2 separate regions of the Homo sapiens genome follow, and region 1 is linked to region 2. The links are chromatin contacts, found by Hi-C in ENCODE. All regions are on one chromosome and are shown on one strand. Each heading gives the region's core, a stretch centred on a gene start or an enhancer-like site at or near the end of the contact. The rest is flanking DNA. Distances are from core to core; before and after follow the strand shown. Region 1 holds the start of MYREM (MYBPC2 cis regulating lncRNA enhancer of myogenesis). Region 2 holds the start of MYH14 (myosin heavy chain 14).

Region 1 (5,940 bases), core at 1,778-4,277, 290 kb before region 2:
TTCTCACTCTCTCGCCATCATTTTGTCTGTTTCTCTCACTGTCTCTCTCTGTCTCTCGCTTTCTGTCTCATTGTCTGTCTCTCTCTGGCTATCTCTCTTTTACTGTCTCTCTCTCGCTGTCTGTCTCTCACTCTCTCTCTCGGTCTCCCTCTTACTGTCTCTCTCACTGTCTCTCTTGCTGTCTCCCTGTCTCTTTCTCTCACTCTTTCTCGCTATCTCTGTTTCTCTCAACGTCTCTGTCTCTCTCGCTGTCTCTTTCTCTCTCCATCTCTCGCCATCTCTCTCTCCCTCTCTGTCTCTGACACACTCTATTTCTCCCATCCTCCCCTCCATGGGGCTTTCCTGTTTCCTTTCCATCCTCACCTTCACTCGCTCTTTCCTCTCCGTTTTCTCCCTCACCCCACAAGCTCTCTCCCCTCGCCTCTAGTCCCCCAAGTCCTTCCCAGCTCCGCCTCTCCATGCCCGCTCCTTCCTTTCCAGTTCCTCTGCCAGTCATTGTCCTTGACCCTTCCCTCTCCTCGTCTCTGCTCCCACCGGCTCGTCTGAGCCTGGCGCTGACAGCCTTCTCCCCACCCCGCCCAACCCCACCCCCGACTCCCGCCATCCCCTCGCCTCCTGGTCCCTGTCCCCCTCCCGCGTCCCCGTCTTCTTGATGACTCCAACAGCTGCAGCTGCAGAGGCCCCGAGGCCCCTCGGAGGAGACTGGGCAGGGAGGGCTCCTCCGCATGCTGGGATATTTTTATCCTGCCTTGGACGATCGGGACGATTGGTCCTGCAATCTGTTTCACCCTTTAAGAAACTCATTTCATGTCCTGCCAGGTCCTGGGACCATAAGCTCGCGTGTCTCCACAGTTGCACATTCCCGTCCGTCTGCAGCTCATTATCTGGGCCACAAGGACGTTACCCCATGACTTGGAAGGACGCGCCATCACGCAGGAGGTCACAAAGTGGACGGCAGGAAAGCCAGCCTTCCCTCTTCTGCCTTCCTCCTCACCTCTCTCTCTCTCTCTCAGTACTTTGTTCTTGTTAATATCAGTGTATCAATGAGCCTGGTTTTTTGCCTTTTATTATTATTATTAACATAGTGAGCACAGGCGTTTCGTACTCTGCGTCTGATTTTCCAGCAGCGAAGCCTCTGCCATCCGCCCCACCGTCCCGCTGGCTCTTGCTCATTGTCTTTCCCTTCCCTGCTTGCCTGCTCCCTCACGCCCCTGCTCTGCGTGTTGGATGTGAAAAGGATGTCAGGGACTAGGCGGAGGGCATGTTCCTCCGAGCCCAGGCTGCACCTTGGCACAGTGGAGGGTCCACCCACCCCAGGTAGCCCAGGTGAGGCCCCTGGGTCCCCCTGTCACTCAGGCTGTCCACATGAAAGTCCAGATGTCTCCGACCAACAGATCCCTGGGAGAAAGGACGTGACGCTGCCGCTTCACCGGGATGGGTTCCCACGTCCCTCCGCGTTGACCCACAGCTTCCTTACGGTCTTGTATGTAGTTTGATGCTTTTAAGGGCCGGCCACGGTGGCTCAACGCCTGTAATCCCAGCACTTTGGGAGGCCAAGGTGGGCGGATCATGAGGTCAGGAATTCGAGACCAGCCTAGCCAAAATGGTGAAACCCCGTCTCTACTAAAAAATACAAAAATTAGCAGGCACGATGGCGGGCCCCTGTAATCCCAGCTACTTGGGAGGCTGAGGCAGGAGAATCGCTTAAACCCGGGAGGCGGAGTTTGCAGTGAGCCGAGATCGCGCCACTGCACTCTAGCTTGGGCAACACAGCAAGACTCCGTCTCAAAAAAAAAATTGTTAAGACTATTTTATCCAGGTTCCTACTTGTTTTCAGTTATGGGGTTGGGGGCGGGGTGGGAGGGCAATGACCTGACACAGTGTTACCGGATGAGGAGTCTGGTCTTGCTTTGCTTTCTCTGCCTTTTCTGTCTTGTCATTGGCTCTCCCGCCCTCCTACACGCACCCCGCCTGTTGCTTCTCTCATTCTCCAGTTCCCTTCCAATCCCCCTTCACTTCTCTTTACTCCCCTCCCCCAGGTCAGTGCTCGGCGTTTCCTCCCTCTTTCTGTTCTCCCATCCTCCCGGGCAGCTGTCTCTGTCCTGTTCTGTCTCCTGTTCTCCCGCCCCTCCAGCTCCTTCCCTTCCTCCTTTCTCCTGGGCCCTTCTCTGCCGCACCTTCCACAGCTGCTCTGTTCCTCCCCATCCTCGTCTAGTCCCATTCGTTGTCCTTTCTCTCCCTGGGTCACAGAGATGGCCCCGGGGTGGCTGCGCCCTGTTGAGGCAGGGAACGTTTCTGCTGCATGGCCGAGTTCCCAACCTGGACCCGCCGGGTCTGGCAGCCTGTCCCCGCAGTAGCCTGGGCTGTGCCCACGACACCCCCGCCGCCCAGCTACCCGGCCCTCTCCGTGCCTCACACTGGCTCCTAACCTGCTTCACGTTCCTGCTTCCTGCCCCGGTCTCTGGGCTGACGCTGTCTTAGGGGCGCCCCCTCCTCAGCTGGAGGGGCATGGTCCTCTGTCGCTACTTCCAATCCTCTCTCCCTTCTTTCTCTCCATATTGCTCTTCCACACTCATGCACCTCTTCTTTCCTTTCTGCTTTTTTTCTCGCTCACTCACCCGCTGGAGTGCAGTAGTGCAGCCTCCACCTCCCAGGCTCCAGTGATCCTCCTGCCTTAGCCTCTCAAAGTGCTGGGACCACAGGTGCGAGGCACCATGCCCGGCCTGTTCTTTTCTCTCTGCCCTTTTTTGTATTTTTTCCTTTCTCCTTTCCTTCTTCCCTAATGTCTGTCTCTCTCCTTCCCTTCTTAACTTCCCTTCTCTCTCCAGCCCTCTCCTACCCTCCTTTTCTCTTTTCCCCTATCTCCAGCCCTCTCCTACCCTCCTTCCCTCCCTCTTTCTCTCTCCCCCTCCGCACCGCTCCATCTCCCTCTCGGTCCAGTCCGCTGTCTGTGCCCCCTCTCTGTTCCGTTTTCTCTCCCACCCTTCTTCCCTCTCCCATTTCTTCTCTTTTCCCCTCTTCCTGTTCTCTTTTTCTCGCTGTCCTCTCTGTGGCCACCCTCCTTTTTCTCACTTCTGCTCTCCCTGTCCGGCTCTTCTCTCTCCTCTCTCCCTTCTAGCAGATTCTCTGGCTGTTTCCTCTCCTCTCCCTCTGTGCTCCTCCCTCCTCCTCTCTCCTCCCAGCCACTATCCTCTCTCTTCACCCTCTTCTCTTTCTGTCTCATGGTCTCCTCCTAGCTCTTTTCCTTCCCAGTTCCTAGCTCTCTCCTTTCTCTTTCCTCTTCTCTGGCTGGAGCTCCCCGCTCCTCCATCCCTCCCTCTCCCGGGGCCCCCTCTCCCCCACCCTCTTCTCCCCCAACACCCTCTCCCCCACCCACTTCTCCCTAGGACGCTCCCTCCTTCACCCGTTTCTCTGCTTCCCTCTTCTCCGAGCTCACCAGCCATGGCACCCACCCTCTCCCTCTCTTCCTTCCTGTCCCTTTTTTCACCCCCTCGTCTTTCTTTCCTCTTCTGTTTTTTCTTCTCTTTCCACTTCTGACCCCCTACACTGTTTCCTTCTTTCTCCCTCTTCCTCTCTCCCCTCCTGCTCTGGCCATCTTTTCTTTTTTTTTTTTTTTTTTTTTTTGAGACGGAGTCTCGCTCTGTCGCCCAGGCTGGAGTGCAGTGGCGCAATCTCGGCTCACTGCAAGCTCCGCCTCCAGGGTTCACGCCATTCTCCTGCCTCAGCCTCCCGAGTAGCTGGGACTACAGGCGCCTGCCACCATGCCCTGCTAATTTTTTTTTTGTATTTTTAGTAGAGACAGGGTTTCACCGTGTTAGCCAGGACGGTCTCGATCTCCTCACCTCGTGATCTGCCTGCCTTGGCCTCCCAAAGTGCTGGGATTACAGGCGTGAGCCACCGTGCCCGGCTCTTTCCTCCTGCTTTTTTCCTACACTCTCTCCTCCCTCCTCTCCTCCCTCTTTCTCCTGTTTGATTTCCACCTCTTTTCTCTCCTCTCTCCTCTGAATCTGCCTCTTCCTCTTCTCACCTCCCTCTTCCTTCCCTGTCTCTCCCCCTTGGGTCTCTCTTCCTTCCCTCTCTCTGGTTTCTCTGTCTCTGCCCTGTCCTTTCCTTTCCCTCCTCTCTGGACCTGTCTCCTCTCCTGGCTCTCTCTCCTTCAAGCTCTCACTCCCACTGGCCTCCCTCCCGGGAGCCCCGTCTCCTCCGTCTCCAGGTGGCCCCTGCATCCCTGCCTGGTGGGCCTTTGCCTCCCTCTCCTGTTCCTGCCTTGCCTGCTCCCAGGTTTCCAGGTCCTGACCAGGAGGCAGGAGTCCATACCGAGGCCCAAACAGGCTAGCCCTGAGCAGGGCCCCCAAGCCTGAGGCCCAGGAGTGGACAGACCTTTGTGACACCCATTCTCTCTTCCTTTTCCATCTGTCCGGAACTCTGGACACTGCCTGGAGGAATCAGGCCTGCCGTAGGCCCAGGAAGGCGGAAACAAAGACGACGCTCAGAGACAGGAAGCAACTTGCCTAAAGATACACAGCACGTAAGGAGCAGGGACAGGACTGGGTGGGGCCCCTGGGGTTGGCCAGGAGTGGGCTCCTGAATCTGCCGATCCCTGGCCTCCTATCTGAGCTCAGTGAGCAGCGGATGACGCCTTTCTGCTCCATTCCGCTCCCTTCCCAACTCTTCCTCTGACAACATGAAGCACCTCAGCACTGAGGGGACCTCACCTGAATTCCATTTCAGAAATGAGAAAATTGGTGCCCAATGTTTCTGAAGACCAGCAACTGCTAAGACAGAGACTTCGAGGGAACCCGACCTTGCCTGAAGGACCAACAGCGCCCCCTGCAGGACACTTCCCTCCATTGAGAGAAGCCACAGGCGCCGGCCTGAGGCATTCTGAGTGCGTGGAATCCTCTATTACCACCTCCTGGCAAAGAACGGAGCTGCAACCCAGCTATATGAGACACCGAGAATGATCTCAACAAAAAGGAACAGTGACCAGAATGCCTGGGGGAGGAACAGGGGATACTGGGTGGAAGGAGGGGAGAGGGAGAAGTTGTAATATTTTGTAAAAATGAACATTTTTACTCCTAATCAATATACAAACATCATGCTCAGCAAACTTCTTGGTATGAAACTTCTGAACTTCACACATTTTCAAGTCATTCTATGGGTGGGTGGATTGGCTCCCATGGAAATGCAACTGGGACTGCACATGGGAAACAAAGGAAAATGGAATTTGGTTCACACAAACCTGTTTGGGAGATTGCATTTCCAGGAAATGGGCCAAATTGAGTTTGTTTCCTTTGTAACAACATTGTTGTGCCTTGCTGACTGGAAGGTGGGTACAAATAAAGGAGGATGGACTGACAGCTGAAGAGGCACCAGTAATTAGCCCCTAATCCTTACCAGGGAGTCTCTCTGATGGGTTAAAGAAGCCTACAGAGGCCAGGGGCGGTGGCTCACACATGTAATCCCAGCACTTTAGGAGACTAAGGTGGATCGCTTGAGGTCAGGAGTTCAAGACCAGCCTGGCCAACATGGTGAAACCCGGTCTCTACTAAAAATACAAAAATTGGCTGGGTGTGGTGGCACACGGTTGTAATCCCAGCTACTCAGGAGGCTGAGGCAAGAGAATTGCTTGAACCTGGGAGGTGGAGGTTGCATTGAGCCAAAATTGAGCCACTGCACTCCAGCCTGGGTGACAAGTGAAACTCCATCCCACAAACACACCTGCCCCCCACCCACCAAAAAAAAAGGAGCCTATAGTTTCCAGTAGACAATTTGGGGTTAGTAAAGAATTTTACAAAATACTAAATGTAGTCTTGTATATTTTAGGATTGTTTGCCATGCAACTATGTACTGGGAGCACCTAAATGCCCACATGAAACCCTAGGCTGGGAAGAGGAAGGCTTTCGCAATGCCACGCAGCCGATAACATTTTCTGGTGGC
Region 2 (6,144 bases), core at 1,247-3,746:
GGGCGGGCAGGGCCTGCAGGCCTTGGCTCCAAGTGGCCGAGCCTCTCTGACTGCCCTACCCTTCCTCAACCAGCAGGAACACTCTGCCAGGGCTAATTACTGTCACCTGGGCAGGTGAAAGCACCTGCCCTGGGAGGGGCCGAGACTGCTGGGCTTGAAAAAGAAAAGCAGCCAGGGATCCGCCCTGGGGCAGAGGTTGGGGCCCTTGGCATCCAGCCGTCTGACCCTGGCTTCTAGCGCTGGGTTTCCGGAGTCCCAGTACTCAATGCCCTCCTGTCTCAGACCCAGGAGTTCAGGCCCCCAGCCCCTGCTCCTACAGACCCCAGAATCCGGGCTTGCAGCCCCCTCCTCCCCTAAGACCCCAGCTCTGCAGTCCTGGCCCCAGTCCTTTCCTCCCCCAGGACCCAGAAGTTCGGGCTCGCGGCGCAGTCCTTCCTCAGACCTGGGACAGCCGGCCCCCAAGGCCCCTTCTCAGATCCAGGAGTCTGAGAGCCCCGTACCCATTCCCCTGGACCCAAGCGCCTGTGTCGCCGCCCCCTCAACTCGCAGATCCTCGGGGCTACCTGGGGGCGCCGACCGGAGCGGGGAGATGGGGTGAGGGCGCGGGAATCCCCGTTCTCTTCAGGTGCAGCGACCTCCGCGGTCCAGCGCAGGGCGGGGCCCCGTCGCGTCACAGGGCGGGAGCCCGGCTCTGATGTCACCCAGCACCTGCCCGGCTGGGAACGGGGCGGGCCTGGAGCTTCAGGGCCTCTGACGGGGGCCGGGGGAAGGCGGGGGTTGAGCCTGTTGCCAGGTGGGCGGCGGCGGCGGCGGCGCCAGGGGCTCCTCCCCCTTATGGAGGGCAAAGGTCGAGGGCCCGCCGCGGAGAAGGCTGAGGATTCCCGGGATTCAAACCCCGCTGGAGCTTCCTGGGCCTCAGCTTTCCCTGCTGTGCATTGCGGCCAGTGAAATTAATAAAACGACGTTCAGAAAGTTCCCCAGCCCAGTGCTTCATCATTAATCTCCCTGAGCCTCAGTTTCCCAACTGCGGGAAGGGAACAACAAAATCTATAGACAGTAAGAGTACCAAAGAAGAGGACAATGGTATTCTGTCCTGAGCTTCAGTCTCGGGAGTGAAATAAAGACTACATGGTGATAAGAGTACCTACTATGTGTCGGGTATTTTCTCCTCTTAGAACAGCTCTTTGAGATCATAAAATGATTTAAAAAAAAAAAAAGAGGGAGAGACAGGGTCTCTCTCTGTTGCCCAGCTTGGAGTGCAATGCCACGATCATGGCTCACTGCAGCCTTGACCTCCTGGGCTCAACCGATCCTCCCTGCTCAGCCTCCCGAGTAGCTGGGACAGCAGGGTCACGCCACCACGCCCGGCTAACTCTTTTACTTTTTGTAGAGACGAAGTCTCGCTGTGTTGCCCAAGCTGGTCTCGAACTCCTGGGCTCAAGCGATTCTTTCGCTTCCACCTCCCAAAGTGCTGGGATTACAGGCCTGAGCCACTGCGCCCGGCCTAGAATAACCTCAACAACCAATGACATAGGGGTGATCAGCATGTCCATTTCTCTGATGTGGAAACTGAGGCAGGAAGGGTCAAAGTAAGGCACTCAAGATCACACAGCGTAAGAGGGAGGTCTGGAATTCAAGCCTATACCGTTTTCTGCCATTCTAAAGGAGGGGGTCTGGAAAGAACTTGTAGCAGGTCCCTAAAGACATGAATTTCTGCGTCCCAGTTGGTGATTACTACCAACCTGCTTCCCCATCTATGCCACAGGGACCACCGCTTTCCTTAGGGGACTCCTGTGGGACTGAAAAGGTTAAAGGACCCAGCACACAGTTGGTCTCTGGAGTGTTCTTCTCCACCAGGTCCCCCTGCAGTCACCAATTCGGCCCAGTCTCAGCCTTCCCCTCTCTGTATAATGGGTACAATATAACTCACCTCGAGTCAACACGATAAGGAAAGGAAATTATTTAGTTATAAAAAATAAAAGCGTCCAAGTACATCATAGGTTCTCAAATATGTCCTTCCCTACCCCTCCGCCTCTTCCAGTCACGACCCCTCTCTCTGGCCTCCGATTCTGACACGTGAGAACAGAGACATGTCATGCTGGGGGCGGGGGACTGGAGGCGATGACTCAGGTATTAAAGCGGCCGAGGTTCCAAAGACAGCCTCAGTTTCCCCTTCTGCGGAACAGGCCCGGGGCTGACAACGAGGACCCCGACCGGGCCTCGCACACGGCGGCAACTGGAGTTGGGGGAGTGTAGACGTCCCGCCCCCCCACCTCCCTCGCCGCCGTCCCGCTGCGCGCCCAAGGTGAGTGTCCGCGTCACCTCCCCGCCGTCCCCGGCCGCCTGCCCGGGCTCCCGGGCCCCGATCGCAGCCCCCAGGCTCCAGCTTCCCCTGGCTCAGTCCCGTTCCGCCGCCCCCGGAGGGCTGCCGGCCCCGGGCACTCACCGGCTTCCAGGGCCGTCCCGAGGCTTCGGCCTGGGGAGAAAGAGGGGCGTGTCCGCCAGGACAGCCCCGCCCCCAAGAGAGCAGCAGAGGCCAATCGGCGCCCGCTGCGGCAAGCTACGGCCCCGCCCCTGGGGGACGGGAGCCGCCAATCAAAAAGAGCGGCTGGCGGGCTGGGCCAATCAGAAGTTGTCGAAGGGTGCCAGCCGTGGGAAAAGAACGCGGCCCGGGCGCGGAGCTAGGCGGCGCGGTCGGGGGTGGAAGCCGAGGCCTGATGGGCACGGGGCGCCACCAATAGCGAGGCGCGGGGGGCGGCCGGGGGCGGGAGGCCCAAGGGGCCAGGGTGAATGGGCCGCTTTGTGCGCAAGGCATGAATGGGGGCCTTTGTAAGGGCCGGCGTGGGGGGGCCGACCGAAGGCCGGAATGCCTGGGTCCCCCGGGACCCGGCGGGCAGGAGAGACAGGAGACAGAATTCACTTTTGTCGAACGTAGACCATGTACCAGGCACCCTCCCAGGCTCTCACCCACCGGGGAGGTGTGGGCCGTGATACTATCGGAATAACAATGATCGTTTATCAAGCACTTCGATGTAGACCGGGAGCTGTGCTAAGCGCCTTACCTGCATGATCTCATTTAATCCTTACAACGAAGCCCTTGAAATTGGTGCTATTAAGATCTTCATCTTCTAGATGAGGTAACCCCAAGCTTAGAAAGAGGGTGTTAATTGCAGAAAGTCACAGAGCTGGCCGATGGCAGAGCAAGGACTCAGATCCAACCAGAAGTTGTGCTTTTAACCGCCATGCTATGCCCAAACGTGGTAATGATTCCCCATTTACAATTTACAGATGGGAAAACTGAGGCTCAGGAGAGCCAAAAGACTTCCCAAGGTTGGAAGGGTGCCGTGGCTCACACCTGTAATCCCAACACTTTGGGAGGCCAGGGTGGGAGGATCACTTGAGCCCAGGAGGTCAAGACCAGCCTGGGCAACATAGGCCCCATCTCTATTTAAAAGGAAAATAAAAAGAGCCAAGGGCACAAAGGAATGGCTCCACTGAACCCAAGGAGGCCTGCCAGCTTGGCTCGGCTGCTCAGCAGCTGTGTGGGCTCAGGCCAGTTGCTGGACTTTTTTGAGATTCCATTTATTTCTGCACTCGTAAAATGGGAGTGATGGACTGTCTGCCTTCACCCTTGCTCTCCCTACAGTCTACTCTATTCAGATGGGGCCTTTCCTCTGTTCAGAGCCTTCCATGGCTCCCATTTCACTCAGTAAAAGTCTAAGAACTCACCATGGCCAATGAGGTCCTGCGGGATGTGGCTGGCCCTTTTGCTCTCTCTGATCTCACCCCCAGGCCCTCCCCTTCATACTGCTCCAGCTACACTGGCTCAATTTCTCAAACCAGGAGGCCTGGTGCTGCCCCAAGGCCTTTGCATTCTCTGTTGGGTCCACCAGGAATGCTCTTCCCCAGGTTTTGCATGACAACCTCTCTCCCACATCATCCGTTCTGCTCCAATATCACCTCTTCCAAGAGGCCTTTCCTGGCCATCCTATATAAGACAGTTCCTCTCATCACTCTCTCTCGTTTAACCCCGCTTTGCTTTTTCTCATAGCACTGGGAGTGTTTGCTAATTTATCTGTTTATCATCTGTCTCCTCACTAGAATTTAAGTCCCACGAGGACAAAGATCTTTATTTTGTTCAGTGCCGAATCCTCAGTGCCTGGCACACAGTAGGTGTTTAATAAGTGTTTGTTGAGTAAATGGTAATGAGTGCTTGTATTGAGTGGATTAAGTGAATTAGTGCCTACAAAGCTCTTAGTACAGTCCTGGCACCAGGGAAAAGGCTGAATAAGAAAGTACTGGCCAGGAGCGGTGGCTCACGCCTCTAATTCCAGCACTTTGGGAAGCTGAGGCAGGCAGATCACTTGAAGTCAGGAGTTCGAGAGCAGCCTGGCCAACATGGTGAAACCCCGTCTCTACTAAAAATACAAAAATTATCCAGGCATAGTGGCCCACGCCTGTAATCCCAGCTTTTCGGGAGGCTGAGGCAGGAGAATCACTGGAACCCAGGAGGCGGAGGTTGCAGTGAGCGGAGATAGCACCACTGCACTCCAGCCTGGGTGGCAGAGTGATTCCATCTCAAAAAAAAAAGAAAGAAAAGAAAAAGAAAATACTGATTATCATGACTATTGCCATTTATTGTCCTACAAACAGCATGCAGGAGAGAAACTATATACATACGAAGTCTAGCGTACGAGCAAGAAGCCAAAGAAATATGAAAGGAAATGTTGGGAGATAAGAGATGGGCAGAAAAGAGACAAGAGAAGCTGGAGTTGGGTGCTGAGGGCAGACACAGATTCAAGCATCCAACTCCCAATGCACTTGCTCAGCAACAGCAAAGGTGAATCACAGGACCATCCCTGTGGTCATAGTGTCAAGATTGCCATGGCTTTGAGATTGCCACAGCCACCTTCCACTTCTTTGCAGATGGGGAAACAACATCCTGGGGAGAAAAGGACCTTTCTGAGAGTACTCGCAGTGATAACACAGCTCACAGTTGTGAGGTCTGATTGTGTGCTGGAAACATGACTGTCATTATGTCAGTGCATCCTCATGCCAGCCCCGTGAGGCTGGCATGGTCATTACCCCACTTTATAGGCTAGCAACATGTCCAGGGTCTCCTGACTACTGCTAATGGCGGATCTGGGCTCCAACTCCTAGGAAACAGGCCCCTGCAGGCATCTGTCTTAACCAAGACAGAGCTGAGGGCTCCTGTCACTCTGGCTGGAGCGTGCTCCATGGAAACATCCTACAGTAAAGATAATGAGTGCTGCTGTGTATGGAGTGCTGACTGTGTGCTGGACATTTTGCCCTTTTATGTATTAACTCATTGGATTCTCTCCACAACCCTACGAGGCTGGTGCTTTTATTATCCCCATTTGATGGATAGAAAACTGAGGTCCACGCCAGGCACAGTGGCTCACCCCTGTAATCCCAGCAATTTTTGGGGCTGAGGTGGGAGGATCACCTGAGGCCAGGAGTTTGAGACCAGCCTACCCAACATGGTGAAACCCTATCTCTACTAAAAATACAAAAATAAGCCAGGCATGACAGTGGGCGCCTGTAGTCCCAGCTACTTGGGAGGCTGAGGCAGGAGAATTGCTTGAGCTCGGGAGGTGGAGTTTGCAGTGAGCCAAGATTGTGCCATTGCACTCCAGCCTGGGTGACAGACTGAGACTCTATCACAAAAAACTCAAAAAAAAAAAAAAAAAAAAGAGAGAGAAGAAAGAAAGAAAGAAAGAGAAAGAAAGAAAAATTGAGGTCCAGAGACATGAAAGTCCTGTTCCCAACGGTGCTAGGAAAGAGTATGGACTGGGACACAACAGAATTTCAAACAGGAAAGAAGGCACTGGGCACCCACATTTTAACTATAATCTGCCTGGTAACTGGTGATGTCATCAACACTACCCAGGGCTAGATTTAGCCTGGGATTACCCAGGTAGATTTACCTGGCAACTTGTGATATCATCATGCCCACCAGGTTCTAAATTGACCTCATAATTGGAGATGTCATCAATTCTGCTCAGTCTATGAGGTAATTGATGACATCACTGAGTGATAGTAATGAGCTTTCTTTTGCGGAGGGCATTCTATGTGGTGGACGGCTGTATCAGCATTTTGAAAGTTGCTGGTATTTATTGAGTG

What was found. Hi-C counts contacts between places; a loop is a spot of excess contacts on that map. Pooled maps may share reads with other maps.
Region 1: a map of gastrocnemius medialis shows a loop between it and region 2 (2.3-fold over the local background). The contact joins the promoter of MYREM here to the promoter of MYH14 in region 2. A Hi-C loop is called at or near these places in 1 of 168 maps with a recorded cell type or tissue (gastrocnemius medialis) and 3 of 50 pooled maps.

The regions. Positions count from the first base shown.
Region 1 is chr19:50,485,980-50,491,919 of GRCh38, reverse strand. It overlaps MYREM (MYBPC2 cis regulating lncRNA enhancer of myogenesis), which reads left to right and starts at 3,027. Exons shown (of 2, transcript NR_186349.1): 1 at 3,027-4,528; 2 at 4,732-5,110. It overlaps EMC10 (ER membrane protein complex subunit 10), which reads right to left. Exons shown (of 7, transcript NM_206538.4): 7 at 1,049-5,940.
Region 2 is chr19:50,199,974-50,206,117 of GRCh38, reverse strand. It overlaps MYH14 (myosin heavy chain 14), which reads right to left and starts at 2,496. Exons shown (of 43, transcript NM_001145809.2): 1 at 2,447-2,496. It overlaps LOC124904746 (a long non-coding RNA gene), which reads left to right and starts at 2,142. Exons shown (of 3, transcript XR_007067298.1): 1 at 2,142-2,305. RefSeq lists a silencer at 675-774.